4 separate regions of the Homo sapiens genome follow, and all the other regions are linked to region 2. Evidence: chromatin contacts called from ENCODE Hi-C or POLR2A ChIA-PET data. All regions are on one chromosome and are shown on one strand. Each heading gives the region's core, a stretch centred on a gene start or an enhancer-like site at or near the end of the contact. The rest is flanking DNA. Distances are from core to core; before and after follow the strand shown.

Region 1 (2,700 bases), core at 138-2,637, 1.4 Mb after region 2:
ATGTTGGCCAGGCTGGTCTCGAACTGCTGACCTCAAGTGATCCACCGGCTTCGGCCTCCCAAAGTGCCGAGATTACAGGCATGGGCCACCGCGCCTGGCCATCCCCAGTGTTTCTAAACGTGTCAAGTGTGATCCAAATTTCAAAGGTTTGGATTTTTTCTTAGATGACCTGATAACTTAGATTCTGCTTTTTTAGCTTTCTTGTCTCAGTGTACTGGACAATTTGCATTATTTCACGGAGGGCTCAACACTGTCAGTCAGCCAACAACGTCTCATCCCCAGGATACACCACTCCTTGAAACTTTCTTTTCTACTTGGTCAGTCTGTTAGGTTCTCAGGACGAGCGATTGCAGACCTGAGGTGATTTGAATGTCCTTGGTAAGAATCTATCCTCAAAGGGCCTTCCTGCTTCAAATGCCAGGTTATAGAAATTCTTCCACTGGGAGAGTTATTCCTTTGGATTAAAGCAGTACCGTGCCAGTGTTCTGCATTTTACATTTAAGGGGGGCAGACACATGAAGTCACCTTTCTGAGGTTTTCTGCAAAAGATTAGCTGTGGATCAGATCAGGTCTAGGGCAAGTATGAAAGCACTAGTGACCTTGGGGAGGGGGAGGAAGCTCTGGGATTCGGCGCTAGGGAAAAGTGGAAGAGGACAAACTTTTAAAAAATCCGTTACTGGGTATAGGCCACAGAGTGTCTTTCAGATTACAAGATTTTAAGATCTGGTGCTCAGACTCTTCTTGCTATGCTCCCCCCGGGTCCACCCTCCAGCCTCCCCCAGGCCCGCCTTTCTTCCGCAGCCCCGTGCCGGTCTTCGATCCCCACCTCTCCAGAAGAGCGCCGGCGGCTGCCGCGTACCTCCTTCCCCGCCTCTCCCACCGCGCAGCGCCGCGGGCCGGCGCCGCGCTTCCTACAGTCCTACGAAGGGGAGTAAAGCAGAAGACTAGCGCACTCTCCCTCAATTGTCACCCTCCAGCTTTTTCCCCCGTGCCCAAGGCTTTCGGTCACCTCTTCATAAATAATAAAAACCAGAGTCCAGAACCTGAATAGGCAACCGCTGATCGGTCCAGCTCGCTTCCCCGCCAGTGAAAAGCAATCTTATTTCAGCGTCAACGCTCTATGTCTTGCAGTCCGATTTCGGCTGACACACCCGTGCCGCTGTCCCCGCGCCGGGCCCTCGAGTCCTGTCACCTCGGGCAGCCTGCGCCTGGCTCTGGGGCCTGGGCCTCTCCCCTCCTCCTGCCCGCGGACCTTGCCGCCCCGCCTCCAGCCCGTGCCACGGCGGCCGCCATTGGCGCGGGCCCATCCCAGAACGGCGCCCATTGGCCCGGTGCGAAGCCATTCACCCAGCGCATTCCGCCGCCCGCAGGCTTGCGGGGAAACTTCCTTATTATTGTGACGCCGAAAACGGAGAAACCCCGGGTCCGGCGAGAGGGGCTGTGACAGTCGGAGTCCCAAGCTGCGGTTCGGCTGCTGCCGAGGTGCGCAGGGCGGGGGCCGGGGTTCCAGGGAGGGGGGTACGGCGGAGCTGCAGCCGCGCTGGGCCGCGTTCCGCCTGGCACTGCAGTCAGCGCGCGGCTCCCGGAGGGGCGGCTGCGGCTCCTCCCGTGGCTCCGGCGGCGGGGGCTGCAGGCACCTCCAGAGACGACCTGGGTCTGGGGCGCGGGGAGGTTGGGGCGCGGCGCCCTTAGTACCCTGCGTACGCCTCCCTGGCGTTCTCGTGGGCTCGCCCTCCGGTCAGAGAGCCCCGCGCCGGGAAAGGCGAGACAAGCCTTCAAAATGGGAGCGCCTCCCGCCCGCGCTCGGCCGCCCTCCCGCCCTGCCGCCCGGGAGGAATTGCGACGCAGAAAGTCAAAAGGAGGATAGTCCCTATGCTCGCCCCCTGCCCCTATTTAAATTCTGGGGTTCCAGGGACCTCCGTGCAGTGAGGGGCGCGGACGCTTTCAATTGAAATGGGAGCTGGCGAGGCCCTGGCATTTTGGGGAACCTCAGCGGCCGCGAGGAGTTTGCGCCGAGGACGCGGTGCACGGCGTCCGCGATGACAGCGCCGGCAGGGCTGCGGGGCCCGGCACCACCCACTTCGCGGAGGCCGGGCCGGCTCGCCTCTCCCGGGTCCGCCTCCTGGGCGGGGCCGGGGGCGAGGGTGTGTGCGGACACGTGTGTACGGGTGTGTGTGTGTGTGTACGCCGACACGTCGGTGCGGACCGACGCGGGGGTGTCAGGAGCTGGGACGGCCGGGGGCAGGTGAGACTTGAGTCATTTGTGAATGTGTGGAGTGGGCAAACCAGGGCAACCAGACCGAGAGGAGCATGTGTAACCTGAAACAGGTGAGCCTATGGAGACAGTACCTAATGCGACTGTGCACGGAATATGTGTATGCAGCATGAGCTCCAGGGAATAAGTATTTGAACTTTGCTGTTGGTCTGTCACTGTTTCTGGCTGCTTTCTGATTGCATTTTACATCAGCTTTCAAATGAGCTCAATTAGGAAGTACCTAATTCAGAGAAAAGCCTTCCAGGATTTTGCTTGCATTCATCACGCATAGAATGCTTTGGGAAAGACGATTCAAGAGCTCTCTTCCATTTGTATGTGTCTTCTGGCTCTTTCCACAAATAAGAAGCTATTTCTAGAACCTTTTATTTGATGATTAGATAAGATCAAGTGAGCTGATTTTTCAACTCTAGACTTGAGAGAAATGA
Region 2 (2,956 bases), core at 122-2,621:
CACTGTTAGCAGCAGTCCTCTGCGTACCCAAGAGTACCGCAGGGCCAGAACACGAGAAAGATGCGCGAAGAGGATTTCCTTCTAGAGAGAGAATAAAGAACACCAAGAGTCCAACAATTACCATCTTGTATAGGAGAAAAACAATGCAAAGGAAAAAACGTGCAACCAGCAGATAAAATACTTATGTCAACCCAGGTTCTAAGGACCTTTTCCCAAAGTATCCCTCTAAACTGGTAACATTAGCTTAGGGCAGAGTCAAGAAGAAAGTTATGCCATTAACACAGATGAAAATACTGAACGTTTTCTATGAAAAGTCACCCGATTAAACACTGCCAAGAGGGAAAAACAGTGCAAGTCCAGTAAAGCACGAGACACGTAGAAAATTCAAGCTATGTAGCCAAATCGCTCTCTCTGAAGAAAACAGCAAGCCAACTGAACCCAGCACGGAGTGGAAGGCGTAAAGAGCTGTCATCGTGGCGGTAACAACTCCACCGGGCGGCTGAGCGTCTAGAAAGAGGCTGCGGTTCCTGGTTCCACATCAGGAGGCACTCTCCACAAGGTCTACACCGCCGCTCCCGGGAAGGCACCTCCAGGGCGGCCAGCAAGCCCCCCGAGTGGGGACAGGCAGTGCCTTCCTCGCCTCGTCCCCGCGCGGCGTGGCCCGGAGGTGGCCCACTCGCCCCGCCCCCGCAGGCCGCGGCTCCAGGGGGCGTCCGGCCGCCCTCCCGGGGCCCCGAACCCGCGCCAGCCGCACCGCGCCTGCCCTCTTCCTGGACCCCGCGAAGCACCTGCCTGGGCCCCTCTTCGAAAGACTGGGAGGAAGGAGTCAAGGAGCTGCCGGGGAGGCTGACAGAGCCAGAGGCTGGAGCTCCCCTACGGGAGCCGGGAGCATAACCCTGCTCCTCCCGCCAATGGGGGCGACAAAAGCCGTGGAAGGTTGCTCAGGGGCTGGATCTCCTGCTGTCCGGGCCCCAAGCCCTCTCAGCTGTGGAGTTTCGGTTGGTGCACGAGGGCTCGAATTTCCTCCGCACACCGGAGACCCAAGACGGGACGGTGTTGCGACTTGGGGGCTGGGGTGAGGGAGGGCTCGGCGCGAGCGGACGGCACCGCACAAAGGAAGAGGGGACTGAGGGGAGACGAGGGGACTGAGGGGAGACGAGCGTCCCGTTACCTCGATCCTCGACCCTGTTCTTCCTGATGTCGCTAAGGTTGCAGCCACGTTACCACGCTCCCAGAGCCCCGGCCGCCCTCAGCGGAACCTCACCAACCCCGCGCGAGCACCCGGCGGACGCGCGCTCTCCTGCGCGGCCCCGCGGAGCCCCGGCGGGCGCTTGGCGTCCTCTCGCCTCAGCCCCCGCGAGCCGCGGCCTCTGGGGGCGGGGCGGGCTGGGCGGGGCTGCGCACGGCACTCTGGGAAGTGTGGTTCTCGGGACCTCCTCCCCGAGGCCACCCCCACGGCCTCGCCCCCGCGGCTCCCTAGTGGGCGGCCGGGTCTCAGGGACTGGGCAGTGTTGCCCGGCCTGGTGAAGGCGGACCAGGGCGTGGCGGAGGTCCCCATAACAAATCTTGAAATAAAACACTGCCTAAATACCTTTGAGCTTATCCATGCTTCACTTCTGCGGCGGTACAAAATTTAGTTTCTTTGTATGTCCATCAAATCCCCTTCTGCGGTTGTGAGTGTTCCTGGGATTTATGTCTTTGAAAAAAGAAGGGGAAAAAAAGGTTTGCATTTATTCCTGTGTCACTTTCACCACGTGCTCTACAAAGGATATACAAAACAACTGTGTTTATAAATACACACCCACAGTTTGTAAACCTAAGGAAGCAGTTGATTGACCTGAGAGCTCGCTGCTAAAAAGCAGTGCAAGTGGCCATGCGCGGTGGCTCACGCCTGTAATCCCAGCACTTTGGGAGGCTGAGGCGGGCGCATCACGAGGTCAGGAGTCGAGACCATCCTGGCCAACATGGTGAAACTCCGTCTGTACTAAAAATACAAAAATTAGCTGGGCGTGGTTGTGCGTGCCACCAATCCCAGCTATTCGCAAGGCTGAGGCAGGAGAATTGCTTGAACCCGGGAGTCGGAGGTTGCAGTGAGCTGAGATTGTGCCATTGCACTCCAGCCTGGCGACAGAGCAAGACTCCGTCTAAAAAAAAAAAAAAAAAAAAAAAAAGCAATGCAAGTAAAAGTGCTGTTGAAATGAATTAATTTTTCTATAATGTCAATAAAGTGGAATGTGTGAGGCGGGAGATCAAGAGACAGCAAAAAAACAAAATTTTTTTTAAAGAAAGATATTCCCCTAAATGTGTCTTTTGCCAGACTAACCTCAAACTTTCACAATCCTAGGAGTCTATTTCAGAATAAATTTAATCCTAGGACCTTTATTAATATTAACACATATGAACATTAGCACATTGATTTTAATAGAAATGAACATATATATATCTGTATATATATATGCATCTTCTATAAAAACCCCAAAGCAACTATTTGAATTTGAAATTTTATTTCTAGAAAAAAAATCACATTTTTTACATTGAAATATAAATAATTCTTAATATTTCAAAATATTCCTCTTTAGAGCATTAGTATTTTGCACATTTAATGCAAATACCTTTAGAAAAATAGAGTAAGATGAGTTTTAAAGAAGTATGCAGTGAAGAAAAGTCATAAAATGTGTCTGGAACGTGATGTAAAAATTGTTGGGACTCAGAAATCGATACCCCAAAATATGGTGCTTTGCCGCGCTGAACTGAGGAAGCAGCTTCAAGGTGTCTCTTACCTTCCCCATTACCCCTCCTGCCTCTCAATTCTTTGTCTCTCCCAAAGCACCAAATGATGTCGTTCTCTGAATTTCCCTTATCTGCCTAGAAACTAGACCTGCCAAAGAGGAACATATTTGCCTTACCTGATTTTTCATTTACTTAACTCATATTGGAGGAAGAAAGACTGAAGTCT
Region 3 (2,700 bases), core at 116-2,615, 1.3 Mb after region 2:
TTCTTCATTTTAGAATAAATGCTAAGTAGAGAAACTTAACTAATCCATTAGAAGGAAATCACTGGAAAAGGTGAGAGGGCAGAAATGAAGAAACTTTCGAAAGCACTAAGTCTGCAGTGAGCTAGTTATAAACGTAAATCAAATGATAATTTCAAGGTTCGAGAAAATTGAATAATATGTTTATTACGGGAAAAAGAAATACGAAAAATTGCTAGCAATCTACCATTCAAAGATAACCACTGATAACATTTTGGTGTTTATGCGATTTGTAATACTAGCGTTAGTGTTGTCAATATTCAATTTTGGTAGCTTGGAAACTGTAGAGCTGTCTTCCCAAAAACTAGTTAAAGAGGCTTCTACGAAACCTGCTAGGCCACAACTAAGAGCCACTGGGCAGCAAACACAGCTGAATTGCTTAAGATTGTCAGGCACCAGTTGTACAAGACACTTTCACAAGAATCTGGAGGGTACAACAATACTTTTCATTATCTTGGCTTAAAAACCGGAAGGCTTCGGACTTGTCCTGAATCGCAGTGGTTCATAAACCTGGTGGTACATTAGAAATCATTTAGGGACCGTTTAAGAACACAGATAAGCTGGGCGTGGGGGCGGCGCCTGTCTCTCGACTCCTGAGGAGGCTGAGGCGGGAGTTCTAGGCCAGTCTGGGCAACGTAGGGGGCACCCTGTCTCTTAAAAGGAAAAAAAAAAAGGAAAAGAAAATACAAATGTTCAGGTCCCATCCCGCGAGCATTCCAAGTCTGCCCGTCTTGGGGGCTGTCGGGGAATCGGCATTTTTAAAACGGTCCCCGGGTGATTGCAATGCGCAGCCGGTCGCGAACCCTAAAACGCTTCGAGCCATTCCCGCAGGCTGGCGTTGCGTTCTGGGAGATGTGGGACGCAGCTCCCCTGGCCTCCGGTCTCCCCCGTCCTGCCCGCTGTGCGCCCGGCGAGGACAGAGTCCAGAATGTGGCAGCGGAGAGTACCTGACCGACCTACAAGGCCCCAGTGGCTGCAAGAGGCCGCGGTCCACCGCTCCCTTTCCGCCCACCGGGAGGCTGCAAAGGAAGGGCCAAGGCCAGCGAGTTACCTGAGCGGCTTCTTGGAGAGCGGGCACACCAGGAACTCCAGCAGCGCCGGATCGAAGTCGCGGGGCGGCTCCTCAGTCTTCTTGCCCCGGTCGGCCAAAGGCCGCGACCCCGACGCGTGCAGGCACCTACGGGCGACCGCGGACGGCGGCGCGCGCGTTCCCCGCAGCGCTGAGGCGAGCCTGCAGCGTGCTCCACTCAGCATGGTCTGGCAGCCGGAGACCAGGCCTCACCGCAGCCTCGCCACCCGTGGCCGAGCTCCCGGCTTCCCGTTCGTCCAGGCCAGCCGGGCAGGCCCCGCCCCCTGGTCCTCCAGGAAACGCTGCCGAGGAGTAGGCGGGGCGGGCGCTTTGGTTCCGAGGGTGCTTCTGCTCCGACTGCTTTTCCCACGGGCGTCATCTATAGTCCGGAGGACAGCCCCAGGGCAGAGGCCTCTGGTGAGTGCCCCGCCGCCTTACCAGACTACAAACTAAACCAGTGTTTAAGTCAAGGTGTCTGGGTTTTCACCGGGGCCTGTCCAAGGATGCTAGGAAGCCAGTGGCCAGGCCTCAGAGTTGTAGGGAGTTAGGCTTGGACCTACGTGGTTACCTCCAAGTGAAGTTTCAAACACACTGTTATGTATTGTACCGAATGTATTGTCATGGATGTATTGAAAGCGCTCATTTGTTTCATGTACATCTTTACTATACCATTAGTTTCTGTAACCTTGTTTGGCTTTTTTCTCTCTCATTAAAAAAAGTGAGAACCTGGAAGGAAGGGCCTAGGCCTCTGACCCTCCAAAATATATAAATTCTTCCTGCCTGAGACCCAGTCATTGTGAAGTATTTGCGTAATAAAGCACAGCTAATTTACTTCTATAAATGAGCTTGGAGGCCGCAAGGGGCCTAAATAGCTGTGTAACAGGCAGATGTGATCTGCCTGTTAAAGATCCATTCAATGAGTGGGTGATCCATTCAGTGAATTTGTATCCCAGGTTTGCTTCCCACTCTCCAAGAAAGTGACCATGTTAGATCTCTTTCTTACAGTGTAGTAGATGGGAACTTGGGCTCTGGGGCCTGACAGCTTGGTTCCCTGTCCACAATTAGTAGCTGGATGACTTTGGCAAATGACTTAACTGCTCATTTTCCTTATCTGTATAAGACTAATAATTGTACCTACCTTGTAGGTAGGGCATAAATGTGATTGTGCATTCGAAGAACATTTAGAAAAGTGCCTGGCACAAATTAATGCTCCATTAATGTTGTCTATTTTTATTTTTAGTTCATCTAGTTTTTCCATGTCCGAAGACTCAAAGATTCTCATTAGTCATCCATTTTTTCCCTCCGTTCTGCTGAATATCAACCTGAACTTTTTTTTTGCATCACTGGGCATTATCATTTCACACTTTGAGTTCCTGGAGCTGGAAGTACAGAATCCAAAAATATGTTTATATTTTCAAATTTCTCTTCCACTCCAATGTAAAAATAAACTGACAAATGTTTATATGTTCATCCTAATTTTTTGTTTGTTTTTTGGGCCATCCTGTTTTTTTTAAAAAAAACAGTTTATTTTTTGATGTTCTTTGTTCACTAATGCTCAGAAGATTTTCTAAGGTTAATGTAGTTTATAGGATACC
Region 4 (2,700 bases), core at 131-2,630, 1.2 Mb after region 2:
CAAAAAAGGTATGAACTATGTAAAAGAAAAAAATGGATAAATTACATCAAAATTGAAAACTTCAGTGCTTCAAAAGACACTTAAAATGAAGAGGCAAGCCACAGACAGGTAGAAAACATTTCAAAACGTATAGCTAATAAAGAACATGGTATGAAACATATAAAGAACTCAATAATATATAAAGAACTCTTAGATAAAAAGTCAAGCTAGCTAATAAATAAATGGTCAAAAGATTTGAATACACACTTCACAAAGAAGAGATCCTCCTGCCTTGGGCTAAAAAAGGGCTGGGGTTACAGGCAGGAGCCCAGGCCCAGCCTTGTCAGTTGATTTTCGGTGACCCTTCAGAGGGCAAAGGGGAAGTTTTCTCCTGTTCCCTACAACCGACAGGCCCATCAATTGGTGAATGGATAAATAAACTGTGGCTTACCCATATGATAGACTACCATTCAACAATAACACAAATGAATTACTAATTAAACACAATAGTATGAATCTCAAAGCATTGTGCTAAGTTAAAAAAGCCAGACATCACTTAGATATGGTTCCGTTTGTATGCATTCTAAAAAAGGCCTAAAGCACATCACTGTTGCCAGGCACCCGGGAATACGGGAATACGTAGCGGAGCGGGCACGAGGGGGGTGGGGGTGGGGGTAGGGGTGGGGGGGAGGGTAGCTGCCTGCATAGCTCTGCCCAGTTTTATGCCGGTTTCAGCCCGGCGCACAACGCATTTTTTTTTTTGATACATAGTCTCGCTCTGTCGCCCAGGCTGGAGTGCAGTGGCGCAATCTCGGCTCACTGCAAACTCCGCCTCCCGGGTTCCCGCCATTCTCCCACCTCAGCCTCCCGAGTAGCTGGGACTACAGGCGCCCGCCACCACGCCCAGCTAATTTTGTTTTTGTATTTTTAGTAGAGACGGGGTTTCACCGTGTTAGCCAGAATGGTCTCGATCTCCTGACGTCGTGATCCGCCCGCCTCGGCCCCCCAAAGTGCTGGGATTACAGGCGTGAATCACCGCGCCCGGCCGCGGCGCACAACGCTTAACAAACTTTGGCTTCCGTTATCCCTCCCTCTGGAAATGCGTGTGTCAGGGTGCCTCCTAGTGGAACTGCAGCGTTTCCTCGAAAGCCATTCCGTCCAGGAGTTAAGGTGGCCGCTGCCCGCCCGGGGACACTTTCTCAGTCCAGCCCATCGGCCTTTACCCCAGCCAACGACCTGTTGCCTTTGGCCGCCTGCCAAGTCACTCTCATTACAGTTTCCTTTTCCTTTTCGATTCCGCCCCCTAAAAACAACAACAAACATTATGTTTCGTTTTCCACTGGAGCTGCAGGCCCCGCCCCCAAACAGCACGTGGGGGGCGTGGCGTCCCGGCAGGGGCTCAGTAGCTGAGGCTGCGGTTCCCCGACGCCACGCAGCTGCGCGCAGCTGGTTCCCGCTCTGCAGCGCAACGCCTGAGGCAGTGGGCGCGCTCAGTCCCGGGACCAGGCGTTCTCTCCTCTCGCCTCTGGGCCTGGGACCCCGCAAAGCGGCGATGGAGCGGAGGTCGCGGAGGAAGTCGCGGCGCAACGGGCGCTCGACCGCGGGCAAGGCCGCCGCGACCCAGCCCGCGAAGTCTCCGGGCGCACAGCTCTGGCTCTTTCCCAGCGCCGCGGGCCTCCACCGCGCGCTGCTCCGGAGGGTGGAGGTGACGCGCCAACTCTGCTGCTCGCCGGGGCGCCTCGCGGTCTTGGAACGCGGCGGGGCGGGCGTCCAGGTTCACCAGCTGCTCGCCGGGAGCGGCGGCGCCCGGACGCCGAGTGAGTGGGGCTGGTGTGTGAGGGCTGTGAGGGCTGTGAGGGGTGAGGGCTGAGGGCTGTGAGGGGCGGGCAGCCGGGGGTCCGCGCCTGAGGGAGGAGAGCCCAGAAGGCCGCAGACGCGCGCCTGGCTCGGATAGTTTCGCCGACGGCGCACCTGAGCTGTCTTTTATCCCGGTCAGTGTCAGGCGCGGGGTGAGCGGGATACTGGCGACCAGCGGATCCTCCGCTCAGCAAAGTGGCCGGTGCGGGGCATGCGGGCACCGTCTTCATCCTTTTAGCCAGTCTGGCTTTCTCATAGGTTTCTGTTCAAGTTTGTACCCCCGTCCCCCGCCCGCCGCATCTCCCACTGTCTCGTTTTGAGAAAGTAGTCACTGCTCCAACTTTGGGAGTCGTTCTCAGTGATGGGATTTTACCTTGGCCTTCAGTTGCACTTCTCCCACATTCTCATCGAAGTGGGGGAAATAGTTGCCCGCGTTCTTTAAAATTTTGCCCATCTGTGGAGTGAAGAAATTGGTATCTTGCTGCGAGTTTATTTTGCGTTTAACTACTGGACGTTTGCGTTCCTTTTTCGGTAAATTGCCTGTTTATCTTTGCCTGGCTTTTAGAAATTTGAGTTGTTAAATCTTTTTCTTATTTGTATGGAAGAGGTATTTGAATATTGAATAAGAATAGCCTTTTGCACGTCGTACATGTAATATTTTTCTCACTTTGCCTTTTGTGCATGTTGTTTTTAGTGCATTTTTTGGGGGGTAGTCTGTCAATTTTTTTGTCTGTTAAGGCTTATGGGTTTTATGTTAGGCTGGAAAGCTATCCACACTCCCAGTGTTTTAAAAAATGTACTCATTTTTGTAGTAATTTTAAGGTTTTTTTTTTTAAGTTAAAATTTTTCGTACGCTTGGAATTT

What was found. Hi-C counts contacts between places; a loop is a spot of excess contacts on that map. ChIA-PET counts read pairs that join two places held with the same protein, here RNA polymerase II (POLR2A). Pooled maps may share reads with other maps.
Region 1: a loop to region 2 is called in a map of naive thymus-derived CD4-positive, alpha-beta T cell, with 3 times the contacts of the local background. The contact joins the promoter of HERC3 here to the promoter of KLHL8 in region 2. A Hi-C loop is called at or near these places in 2 of 168 maps with a recorded cell type or tissue (CD8-positive, alpha-beta T cell and naive thymus-derived CD4-positive, alpha-beta T cell) and 8 of 50 pooled maps.
Region 3: a map of naive thymus-derived CD4-positive, alpha-beta T cell shows a loop between it and region 2 (4-fold over the local background). The contact joins the promoter of PIGY here to the promoter of KLHL8 in region 2. A Hi-C loop is called at or near these places in 1 of 168 maps with a recorded cell type or tissue (naive thymus-derived CD4-positive, alpha-beta T cell) and 11 of 50 pooled maps. POLR2A ChIA-PET finds 5 or more read pairs at or near these places in 2 of 52 experiments (H1 and WTC11).
Region 4: a map of CD8-positive, alpha-beta T cell shows a loop between it and region 2 (3-fold over the local background). The contact joins the promoter of HERC5 here to the promoter of KLHL8 in region 2. A Hi-C loop is called at or near these places in 1 of 168 maps with a recorded cell type or tissue (CD8-positive, alpha-beta T cell), 2 of 37 single-sample maps with no recorded cell type and 6 of 50 pooled maps.

The regions. Positions count from the first base shown.
Region 1 is chr4:88,591,093-88,593,792 of GRCh38, forward strand. HERC3 (HECT and RLD domain containing E3 ubiquitin protein ligase 3) reads left to right here and starts at 1,388. Exons shown (of 26, transcript NM_014606.3): 1 at 1,388-1,482. RefSeq lists silencers at 894-953, 1,124-1,683, 2,004-2,413.
Region 2 is chr4:87,219,247-87,222,202 of GRCh38, forward strand. KLHL8 (kelch like family member 8) reads right to left here and starts at 1,372. Exons shown (of 10, transcript NM_020803.5): 1 at 1,172-1,372. RefSeq lists an enhancer at 374-986 and silencers at 492-761, 1,102-1,591.
Region 3 is chr4:88,522,411-88,525,110 of GRCh38, forward strand. PIGY (phosphatidylinositol glycan anchor biosynthesis class Y) reads right to left here and starts at 1,366. Exons shown (of 2, transcript NM_001042616.3): 1 at 1,088-1,366. PYURF (PIGY upstream open reading frame) reads right to left here and starts at 1,366. Exons shown (of 2, transcript NM_032906.5): 1 at 1,088-1,366. The coding sequence starts at 1,290. It overlaps PIGY-DT (PIGY divergent transcript), which reads left to right and starts at 1,400. Exons shown (of 2, transcript NR_134663.1): 1 at 1,400-1,522; 2 at 2,355-2,581. It also overlaps a transcript of HERC3 not described here. RefSeq lists an enhancer at 664-723.
Region 4 is chr4:88,455,739-88,458,438 of GRCh38, forward strand. It overlaps HERC5 (HECT and RLD domain containing E3 ubiquitin protein ligase 5), which reads left to right and starts at 1,381. Exons shown (of 23, transcript NM_016323.4): 1 at 1,381-1,796. The coding sequence starts at 1,532. The region is part of intron 1 of LOC102723458 (a long non-coding RNA gene); the gene reads right to left. RefSeq lists an enhancer at 1,011-1,440.